3 separate regions of the Homo sapiens genome follow, and regions 2 and 3 are each linked to region 1. Evidence: chromatin contacts called from ENCODE Hi-C or POLR2A ChIA-PET data. All regions are on one chromosome and are shown on one strand. Each heading gives the region's core, a stretch centred on a gene start or an enhancer-like site at or near the end of the contact. The rest is flanking DNA. Distances are from core to core; before and after follow the strand shown. Region 1 overlaps TMEM43 (transmembrane protein 43). Region 2 has its middle 54 kb from the start of LSM3. Region 3 has its middle 38 kb from the start of LSM3.

Region 1 (3,157 bases), core at 658-3,157:
TGAAACAAGTATCAGCAAAAGGATTTGTTTTCACTCTGGGAGGAGAGGGTGGAGAAAGCACTTGCTTTCATCCTCTGGCATCGGAAACTCCCCTATGCACTTGAAGATGGTTTAAAAGATTAAAGAAACGATTAAGAGAAAAGGTTGGAAGCTTTATACTAAATGGGCTCCTTCATGGTGACGCCCCGTCAACCACAATCAAGAACTGAGGCCTGAGGCTGGTTGTACAATGCCCACGCCTGCCTGGCTGCTTTCACCTGGGAGTGCTTTCGATGTGGGCACCTGGGCTTCCTAGGGCTGCTTCTGAGTGGTTCTTTCACGTGTTGTGTCCATAGCTTTAGTCTTCCTAAATAAGATCCACCCACACCTAAGTCACAGAATTTCTAAGTTCCCCAACTACTCTCACACCCTTTTAAAGATAAAGTATGTTGTAACCAGGATGTCTTAAATGATTCTTTGTGTACCTTTTCTGTCATATTCAGAAACCGTTTTGTGCCTGCTGGGAGTAATTCCTTTAGCAATTAAGTATTTGGTAGCTGAATAAGGGGTCAGAACTTCTGAAACCAGAGATCTGTAATCATCTCTATTGGCCTGGGGTGCCTGTGCTATAAATGAGTTTCTTCACATGAAAAACACAGCCAGCCCAAGATGACTTATCTGGGTTTAGGATTCAATAGTATTCACTAACTGCTTATTACATGAGCAATTTCATCAAATCTCCAAACTCTTAAAGGATGCTTTCGGAAAACACGCTGTATACCTAGATGATGACTAAATGCAAAATCCTTGGGCTTTGGTTTTTTTCTAGTAAGGATTTTAAATAACTGCCGACTTCAAAAGTGTTCTTAAAACGAAAGATAATGTTAAGAAAAATTTGAAAGCTTTGGAAAACCAAATTTGTAATATCATTGTATTTTTTATTAAAAGTTTTGTAATAAATTTCTAAATTATCTTCTGGTGTGGGACTTTAACAAACATCCTATTTTTAGTTTCAGATTTTTTTTTTTTGGCATTCTTTCCAAAATGTCTGTAAAGAATTCAGCCATAGGATTTATTGAGAACTGAATTTTGTGGAAATCTGAGCTTTCAGTGCTTAAAATAAGTTAATTTTTTTTTAAGGGCAACTCAGTATCTAGCACTCAGAAGTCCACACTGAAGCCCACTTTGTTTTGGCTTGATTTAAAGTGAATGACTCAGGCTTCATGCATCTTCAGAATGTGCTAGAAAAAGTGGAAGGGGCAGCAGTGTGCTCCACTGCCAGAGGCATCCTGAGTTGACACGGGAGACCTGAGTTCTGAGCCAAAGATTGCTACATACTGGCTGTGATGTTGGGTAAATCAACGATTTGAGTCTGTTCCCTCATCAGTACAATGGGAATAACACTTGTCCACCTCACAAAGTTGTTGTGAGGGCCAAATGAGACAAAGCCCATAGAATGCCTGACACATGAGGCATTAATTTTTCATTCATTTTGCTTCCTGTTCTGAAAGGCGGCTGCTAACTGCCCACTCTGATGCTAGCAGTTTGCTTTATTTTTTACAAGCACGTGAGTGAGAACTTTCCCAAACCTACTCTTCTGTTTCTCAGAACCTACTGTTTCATTTAAATAATGCCTCCTTGTAGCTGACATATGCCTGAAGAAGTTATTTCTGCAGAGACATGGCAATGCCATCATCTCAAAACCCCAGAAAGACAAGCGTGGTGGTGCATACCCATGGTCCCAGCTACTCAGGAGGCTGAGAGGATTGCTTGAGGCTGCAGTCAGCTGGGATCACACCACTAGCTGGGATCACACCACTGCACCCCAGCCTGGGCAAGAGTGGAACCCTCCCTGTCTCAAAAAATAATTTAAAAAAAAAAATAACAGAAAACAAGTTGCCTCTATAGGAGGGCCGAGCTCTGGTGAGGAAGTGTGAGACCAGTTTCCATAGCAACCCCAGTCTGTTTCTCAACAAGAGGTTCCAGCCAGCCTCTTGCCACATATGAGTCATAACTCAAGTGTTTTGTTTGTTTCCCTTGGATAAAAGTGACTCCGATTTTTAATGGCTCCTCTCAAAGATTAACATCTCTTCACTAAATACAGAAGAATTCCATATGTAATGAATTTCCAGCCTCCATGAAAACAAAATGGACTCTTTCATGCTGTCTCAACATATGAATACATTGCTCTGTCACCTGGGTGTTATTACCGACTTAAATCTGAAAGAAGCTGGGCACGGCAGTGGTGTGTGGGTGCCTGCAGTCCTGAGGAGCTGGGACTGTTTCCCGAACAATGCCTTTCCACCACACACGGTGGTTGTGAGGGCCAGCTGAGGCAAAGCCCTCAGGAAGACCACTCAAGCCCAGGAGTCCAGCCTGCGCAAGACAGTAAGACCCCTTAAAAAAAAAAAAATCTGAAAGAAAATATAGAGCCAAATCTTTAGATAAATGCTTTATTATTTTCTCAAAATGTTATAAAAGTCATTTCTCCTTAGTACAGAGAGCTTTATACATTTTATCTAGTAATGAATACAATCTAGTTTAACACTCATCTATTTTACTAACATTTCCTTAATTTTCAATTCGTATTTTTCCTTTTCTTTCCTGATTTTAGCTTTTTTTAGGCTTCTGTCACCACAAAATGTTACTTGGAAAACTAGATCCCAGCAGATGACCTGTACTTCTCTGCTCTCTCCCCTACTGCAAAGAGGCAGTGAGGGCAGCATTAGTAAGCCTGACTCAGGGGAAGGTAAGTGGCCTGCAGAGAAATGGTCCTAGGTCCGCAACCGAGGCGAGTGAACTTGTCGGACAGATGAAGACTCTAACTGGAAGAAACGATCAGCGCATTCACGGATGCACCACCATCCAGAAATCTCCCGGTGGCTTCCATACAAAAACTGATGTTTCTAAAGATGGAAAGAACAGGTCTAGGAGGCAGAAGAGTATCTCCTAGCAAAGTGTTCTGTAGCTCAAAGGGTGAGTGGGCTTTGGTAGCAAAAAGCTTTGAAGGCTTCACCCTGGGTGAATCTGACAAGGGCTGGAGCCAGACGGGACCTGCAGCACCTCCTCAGCTTGGCCTCGTCTCCCCTGACCCCGCCTCCGTGCATGCTGCCTCAGTTTGCCTTCTCAGCAGAGAAGCCCCCACCACCAGGGGCTGGGCATGCCCAGGGCAGGTGTG
Region 2 (3,157 bases), core at 252-2,751, 88 kb after region 1:
CTCACCCCACCCTGATCCTCCTGCTTTTTTCCCCATCCCAGTAAATGACAACTCTGTCTGTCCATGAGCTCAGGCCAAAACCTCTGTGTTGCCTTGACTCCTCCCCACGTCCAATTCATCACCATCGTCAGAGGTGGTCCTCCTGTGTCTGCCTTTGCCTTCTTGCCGCTCTTTCTCAACCGTGCAGCCTCAGCAACCTTTGGAAAGGAGAGTCAGGTCATGTCACTTCTTGGCTAAAAAGATTTCAGTGACTTGCATCTACTCAGAACAAATCCAAAGTCCCAACAGCAGTGCACAAGGCCCTACCTGACCTGCCCCCAACCAACTCTCCACCCTCCCTCCTCATCTCTGACCCCTCTCCTTCTTGCACCCTTTTCTCCAGCTTCCCTGGTTTCCCTGATGTTCCTTAAATGTGACAAGCTCACTCCTGCCCCAGGGTCTTTGCACCATTGGTTTTCCTGCCTGCAGTACTTTTTGCAGATGGCCCCGAGACTTGCTTCCTCATTTTTTCAGAGTTCTGCTCAATATCAGCGTCTCCATAATACCTTCCTTGACTGCCCTGTTATCAATGGCAACCCCATGTCCCCAGAGCTTCCTATGCCCTTAAGCTGCATTTTAAAATTTCACAGCATGTATCCCCATCTCATTTTCTATATTCGCTTGTTCGTTTATTGCCCATCTCACCGGCTAGAACCTGAGTTCCATGAAAGTGAGAACTGTATGCCCAGCTCACCTCTGCAGCTGGGAAGAGGCCCTGCTAAAGGAATGAATGAGACTCTGCTCAATAAATATTTATAGATTAAACCAACAAGTAAGTGGATTTATATTTACTTCCACGTGGATCTCAGGGTTATGTTCAAGATGTCATCTAGTAATGAGAGTTGTGAACTGGGATTCTGAGGAAACAGCTCATTCCTGACTCCTTACTAACCCTTTTGTATGTTTTCAAAGCAAACATGCAAAGCATGAAGACCTTCAAAAACCCTTCTCTTCCCTCTCAAACCCTGATTCAGCTTGCAAAGGACAAAAGAGCCCTTCCTTTTCTTGTAGGAGACCTGAGTCTCTTAGATGGTTTCCCTATATGACCTTGGTCAATCCAGATACTCTCGTTGGGCCTCATTTTCTCCTTCTGTAAAGCCTCCGAGATCTTCCAGCTCTGACGTTCTATGGTTCATTTCCACCTGAGATGGCTGTGGCACTTTGACTTCACTGGGGGAAGCATTTCAGATAAGCAGGCCCTGCTATCTCTGGAGCCTTTCTCTTCACCTTCATCCCTTCACGTGAAACCCAACGCCAGAGCTTCTGGGACAGCCTCCTCATTGATAAAGTGTTCCCTGACTTCTCAATGAGCTTGCACACTGTAGCTGCAGCGATAATGGGCTATATCTGGCTGGCCCGGAATCTTGCCTATGTTCCAGTCAGTGCTGTGACTATCAGTTGTCTGCTGAGCATGAATGGCCAGAGGCAGAAAAAGGACAAGGAGCCCCGCTGGTGAGAAGTGGAAGTGATTAACTTATGTCGCATGCTCCAGCGGGAGTCTCAGCCAGCGATAGGCGAATGAGTGTATGATGACAGCTGCCTTGGAGTTCACACCACACCATCAGCACTCTGCAGGAAACAGATTACTTCAGGGCTTGAGAGCTCGTTGACAGCTGGAGCTTTCTGATAAAGTTGTCAGAAAGTGAAAAGGACAGTCCCAGGAAGTTGTAAGCTTCCTGTCCTTGGAGGTGTTGTGGTAGAGGAGGAGAAGTGGTGGATGGGATGTTGTAGACGAGGTTGAAAGTGCACTGATGGGCTGGGTGCGGTGGCTCGTGCCTTTAATCCTAGCACTTTGAGAAGCCGAGGCAGGCGGATTGCCTGAGCTCAGGAGTTCGAGACCAGCCTGGGCAACATGGTAAAACCCCCGTTTCTATTAAAAATACAAAAAATTAGCTGGGTGTGGTGGTGCATGCCTGTAATCCCAGCTACATGGGAGGCTGAGGCACAAGAATGTCTTGAACCCAGGAGGCAAAGGTTGTAGTGAGCTGAGATCATGCCACTGCACTCCTGCCTTAGTGACAGATGAGACTCTGTCTCATAAAAGAAAGAAAAAGAAAGAAAGAAAGAAAGAAAGAAAGAAAGAAGAAAGAAAGAAAGAAAGAAAGAAAGAAAGAAAGAAAGAAAGAAAGAAAGAAAGAAAGAAAGAAAGAAAAGGGCAGTGATGGGCAGACCATGTCTGTCCTGTTCTTCACAATGTCATTATAACCTAACATGGTCTCCTCTTCTGTGCTCAGGGGCTCAGGGCCAAGGTGTATCTGTCTGGGCATCAGTTGGGGCCCCAGGAAATGGTGGAATGAGGGGAAGGTGGTATAAGCAAGTTGGGCTAAACTTCTAGAAGGAGAGCCAGGATCCAGGTGTCAGGAAAGGGCAAAATCCAGAGATAGTCAGAAAGAGAGAGGAATTCAGGGTGGGAAGCAAATATTCACAATAGGAGAAATGAGATAAAGTGAAAACAAGTCAAGATCAACTAAGATCGGAGGACAGTGGGTCCAAGTGGTCACTTATAAGTTGGAAAAGGTATGATGCCAGGTGCATTGGCCTAGATTTAAAAATGACCAGAAGTGGGGTGTACATTGTGTCTTGCTGATAACACTGCACTGCAGAACACTAGCGATCATCTTTTCAGGAAGGCCAATTCAGAAAAAACAGAAGGACTCATGGGCCACGTTTACCACCACCTAAAATACTTCTGTTAACTCTCATGAAAAAAAATACAGATATTCTTGTAACTTGGATTACATACTTTGTGCAATGTCACTTAGAAAATTGGTACTGCTTTTGGCCACTTTGATGTTACTCTCCAGGCCTATTTGAGAAGATGATAAGAGGTGGCAACTTTCTAATCTTTCACCTTAGTATAGCCCAAGCAAAGAGCTATATAGACCCTTGTGGGCTGTCCACATGATCTCATCTCTGCTGTAGAATTTCATCAAGTGGAATTTCAACTTTGGAGAAAGCAATATAAACTACATGGTTGCGTAAGGAGTCCACAAGTCTGAATACTTATTCTGTTAGCAGCCCCACCCCTCTCTTTTTCACTTTGATTTGCATGTAGTTTTCAGTCAGGCCAGAAAAAGCACTTAAAGCTCTCCATTCCATGACCCCCACCCTCCCAAAG
Region 3 (3,157 bases), core at 488-2,987, 72 kb after region 1:
GCAAGTTCACTTCAAGTCATCCCAGGTGACTGTTTTCACGCCTGCATTTGAGAGCACAGGGGCTGAACATGACCACCCTCCCTCTTCTCCAGCTGTAGATGACTCCTTATAAAGAAGATTTGGGGTAGATGGAAGATGGGAAGGCGGGAAGGGCGGGTGGTCAGCGACAAAAAGGCCATCACACGTCAGCCCGCTGGAGTGGTTGCTTGACTACAGCGATGGTGGCCCCTCACTGAATGGGACAGGATACTGCAATGGTGAAACTCTGGGTTTAAATCCTGGCCCCACAGAACAACTTCATGACCTTAGACAAAAAACGTAATCTCTCAGGGCCCCAGCTTCCCACTGTGAAAATGGGATAATAATGGCACCTACATTTTCCTGGCACTGCTCTCTCAGAGGAGCTTATGCCATGATTTCTTCATAGGGAACATGGGGTAATAAATACAAAGTTCCTGACATAGAAGGAGGTTTTCTAAAAGACACTGAGAGGCTCACCTGGTGGCTTCCTGTCATAAACCTGAAGTGGCGGTGGGGGTGGCTGGAGCAGGTAGCCCAGGAGGTCCTTTAGGCTGGCATGCAGCAGGAAGAGCAGAGAAGGGGGTAATAATTTGGGTAAAGATAAGGGGGAGATGCTCAGTCCACAATGATGAAGGGCATTTTTTTATTTTCTTGAGACAGGGTCTGGCTCTGTCACCCAGGCTGGAATGCAACAACATAATGATGGCGCACTGCAACCTTGACCTCCTGAGCTTGAGCAATCCTCCAGTTTCAGCATCCCAAGCAGCTGGGCCTACAGATGTGTGCCACCACACCTGGCTAATTGTGTGTGTGTGTGTGTGTGTGTGTGTGTGTGTGTGTACTTTTTGTAGAGACAGGCCTCACTATGTTGCCCAAGCTGGTCTCAAACCCCTGGCCTCAAAAACAATCATCCCTCCTCAGCATCCCAAAGTGCTGGGATAACAGGTGTGAGCCACTGCACTGGGCCAAGGGCATAATTTTTAATGAAAATTAAGGCAAAGAACAGTTATGGGAGACAAATAGATGACAGTATCAAGGACTTTTTCATTAGCAATTAACAACAACAAAATAAAACCTCAAACTGACTTAAGAAAAAAAAAAAGAGCAGCGGGAGCTGACTGTAGACATGGCTGCATTCAGGAGCGCAGGCTATGCCACCAAGAATCGGTCTTGCTCCGTCCCTTGGCTTTGCTCACCCTGCTATTGACTCCGTTCTCAGTCAGATGCTCCCCTCGTTCCCCTCGTGGTGACAGGATGGCGCAGCAGCCCCTAGTGGACATTCTGCAGCTCAGTCACCCACCTCATTCCCGAAACGCCAACCAAAGCCCCAGGATTCATTATGGTTGGCCCAGCCCAGGTCATGTGCCCCTTCCAATTACTGGCACTGATTGGCCGGTTCTGGTGATGAAGCAGACAGGGGGCTGGGACCCTGGTCTCCTGCCTTCTTTGAGTTTCCTGACTTGTCCGTTCGTCTTCAACTGGCCCACTGTTCCCCGGGCTCTTAAAACCACACCTCATTTAGGCCTCTGGCAAGAAATGGCTACATCCTCTACAGCGGTCTTTTGCATTGACTTGGACTCTTCTGTTGGCTTAAAGGCAGATTCAGGACATGCCAGTTCAGATAGAGGGAGACAGACTCGTGTGTGATCCTGGGATGGCAGAGGATTTTTCATCTGATGTGCCAGTTATGGTTAATAGTGGCTGCCCGAGGGCTGTTTTGCAGAGGATGGTAAAGCTAAGTCCAGACTCGGAGGGAAAAGAAGCTGTGATTGATTAATAATGTCTGCCAGGAGCCCCGGAGCAGTCAGTGGTGGCCGACTTGCCGTGTATCGGCCAAACTTCATTGCAGAAAGAGCACGGATCACGGAAAGCAGCAGCCCTGTTCACAGACACCTCCACCTCTCAGCCCTGCGATCACACGCTAGTTACTTAGCTTTACAGGAAACAATTCTCCCATTTGCACAATGAGGACGTGTATCCCAAAGAGTTGCTGAAAGAATCAATAGAGACAATGTATGTAAACTGATCACGATCCTGCACGGAAAACAGAGGCTTTGGCTTTTAACAGAGGTGGAAAGTCATGTTGTTTTTCCAGGGGCCCCACCCCAAAAGTGCTTGTATGGCCTAGGACATCTCAGGAAATTTTTTTTTTCTTTTTTTTCACTTTCTTTCTTTCTTCCTTCCTTCCTTTCTTTCTTTCTTTTTCTTTTCTTTTCTTTTCTTTTTTTTTTTTTTTTTTTTGAGATGGACTCTCGCTCTGTTGCCCAGGCTGGAGTGCAGTGGCTCGATCTCGGCTCACTGCAAGCTCTGCCTCCCCGGTTCACACCATTCTCCTGCCTCAGCCTCGCGAGTAGCTGGGACTACAGGGGCCTGCCGCCACCCCCGGCTAATTTTTTGAATTTTTTTTTAGTAGAGACGGGGTTTCACCGTGTTAGCCGGGATGAGTCTCGATCTCCTGACCTCGCGATCCCCCCGCCTCGGCCTCCCAAAGTGCTGGGATTACGAGCGTGAGCCACAGTGTGCGGCCGGGAAAATTTTCTTGAGTTCGAACTTCTTTTTTTGAAATATGCGCTGTTGACACCTGGCCTTATCCCTTCAGGCCTTCACAGTTCAGGCCGTTTGGCCCCGCTTCTCCTCGTTGACTTTCCCACCAACAGTGCATTGACCAGCACCACCGTCTGAGAACTCACAAAGGATCTGATTTACCTTCCTAGGATTCCGTATCACCTCTTCTTACACCAAGGGACCCAGTGCATGGCAAAAGCTGTATGAAAGTGGGCACATGGCCACAGAACAGACAGGTTTTTCCAAGGAAGGCATCAGCAGAAGCTGCTTGCTGGCTCTTTGCTAGAAGCACAGCTAAGGAGCCTGCCTAGGGGAGATACCTGGCACGGTTGGCATGCTATACTGTTTTTCATTGAGGTAAAATTCGTATAACATAAAATTCACCATTTTAGCCATTTTAAAATACACAATTCAGTGACTTTTAGTGCATTCACAGGATAGTGCAACCATCACCACTATCTAATTCCAGAACATTTTCATTCATTCAAAAGACACTTTAGACTCATCCAGCAGTCATTCCCATTTTCCCCTCTCCTCAGCCCCAGAAAACAGCTAATTTGCTTTCTGTCTG

The links. Hi-C counts contacts between places; a loop is a spot of excess contacts on that map. ChIA-PET counts read pairs that join two places held with the same protein, here RNA polymerase II (POLR2A). Pooled maps may share reads with other maps.
Region 2: a pooled map shows a loop between it and region 1 (2.1-fold over the local background). The contact joins two enhancer-like sites. A Hi-C loop is called at or near these places in 4 of 50 pooled maps. POLR2A ChIA-PET finds 5 or more read pairs at or near these places in 2 of 52 experiments (AG04449 and activated CD4-positive, alpha-beta memory T cell).
Region 3: a loop to region 1 is called in a map of natural killer cell, with 10 times the contacts of the local background. The contact joins two enhancer-like sites. A Hi-C loop is called at or near these places in 2 of 168 maps with a recorded cell type or tissue (endothelial cell of hepatic sinusoid and natural killer cell) and 6 of 50 pooled maps. POLR2A ChIA-PET finds 5 or more read pairs at or near these places in 2 of 52 experiments (BJ and activated CD4-positive, alpha-beta T cell).

What each region holds. Positions count from the first base shown.
Region 1 is chr3:14,142,729-14,145,885 of GRCh38, forward strand. It overlaps TMEM43 (transmembrane protein 43), which reads left to right. Exons shown (of 12, transcript NM_024334.3): 12 at 1-952. It overlaps XPC (XPC complex subunit, DNA damage recognition and repair factor), which reads right to left. Exons shown (of 16, transcript NM_004628.5): 16 at 2,419-3,157. Among named protein-coding and RNA genes, the nearest start is that of XPC-AS1, 5.3 kb to the right of the region's middle. RefSeq lists enhancers at 1,019-1,706, 2,052-2,161 and a silencer at 1,101-1,395. Within about 2 kb of position 1,908, at least 34 of the 41 ENCODE cell types and tissues checked have a DNase peak (open chromatin) inside an H3K27ac peak, as active enhancers do.
Region 2 is chr3:14,231,307-14,234,463 of GRCh38, forward strand. No RefSeq gene overlaps it. Among named protein-coding and RNA genes, the nearest start is that of LSM3, 54 kb to the left of the region's middle. RefSeq lists a cis regulatory region at 1,041-1,905. Within about 2 kb of position 1,502, at least 5 of the 41 ENCODE cell types and tissues checked have a DNase peak (open chromatin) inside an H3K27ac peak, as active enhancers do.
Region 3 is chr3:14,215,059-14,218,215 of GRCh38, forward strand. No RefSeq gene overlaps it. Among named protein-coding and RNA genes, the nearest start is that of LSM3, 38 kb to the left of the region's middle. RefSeq lists silencers at 1,326-1,375, 1,406-1,485. Within about 2 kb of position 1,738, at least 3 of the 41 ENCODE cell types and tissues checked have a DNase peak (open chromatin) inside an H3K27ac peak, as active enhancers do.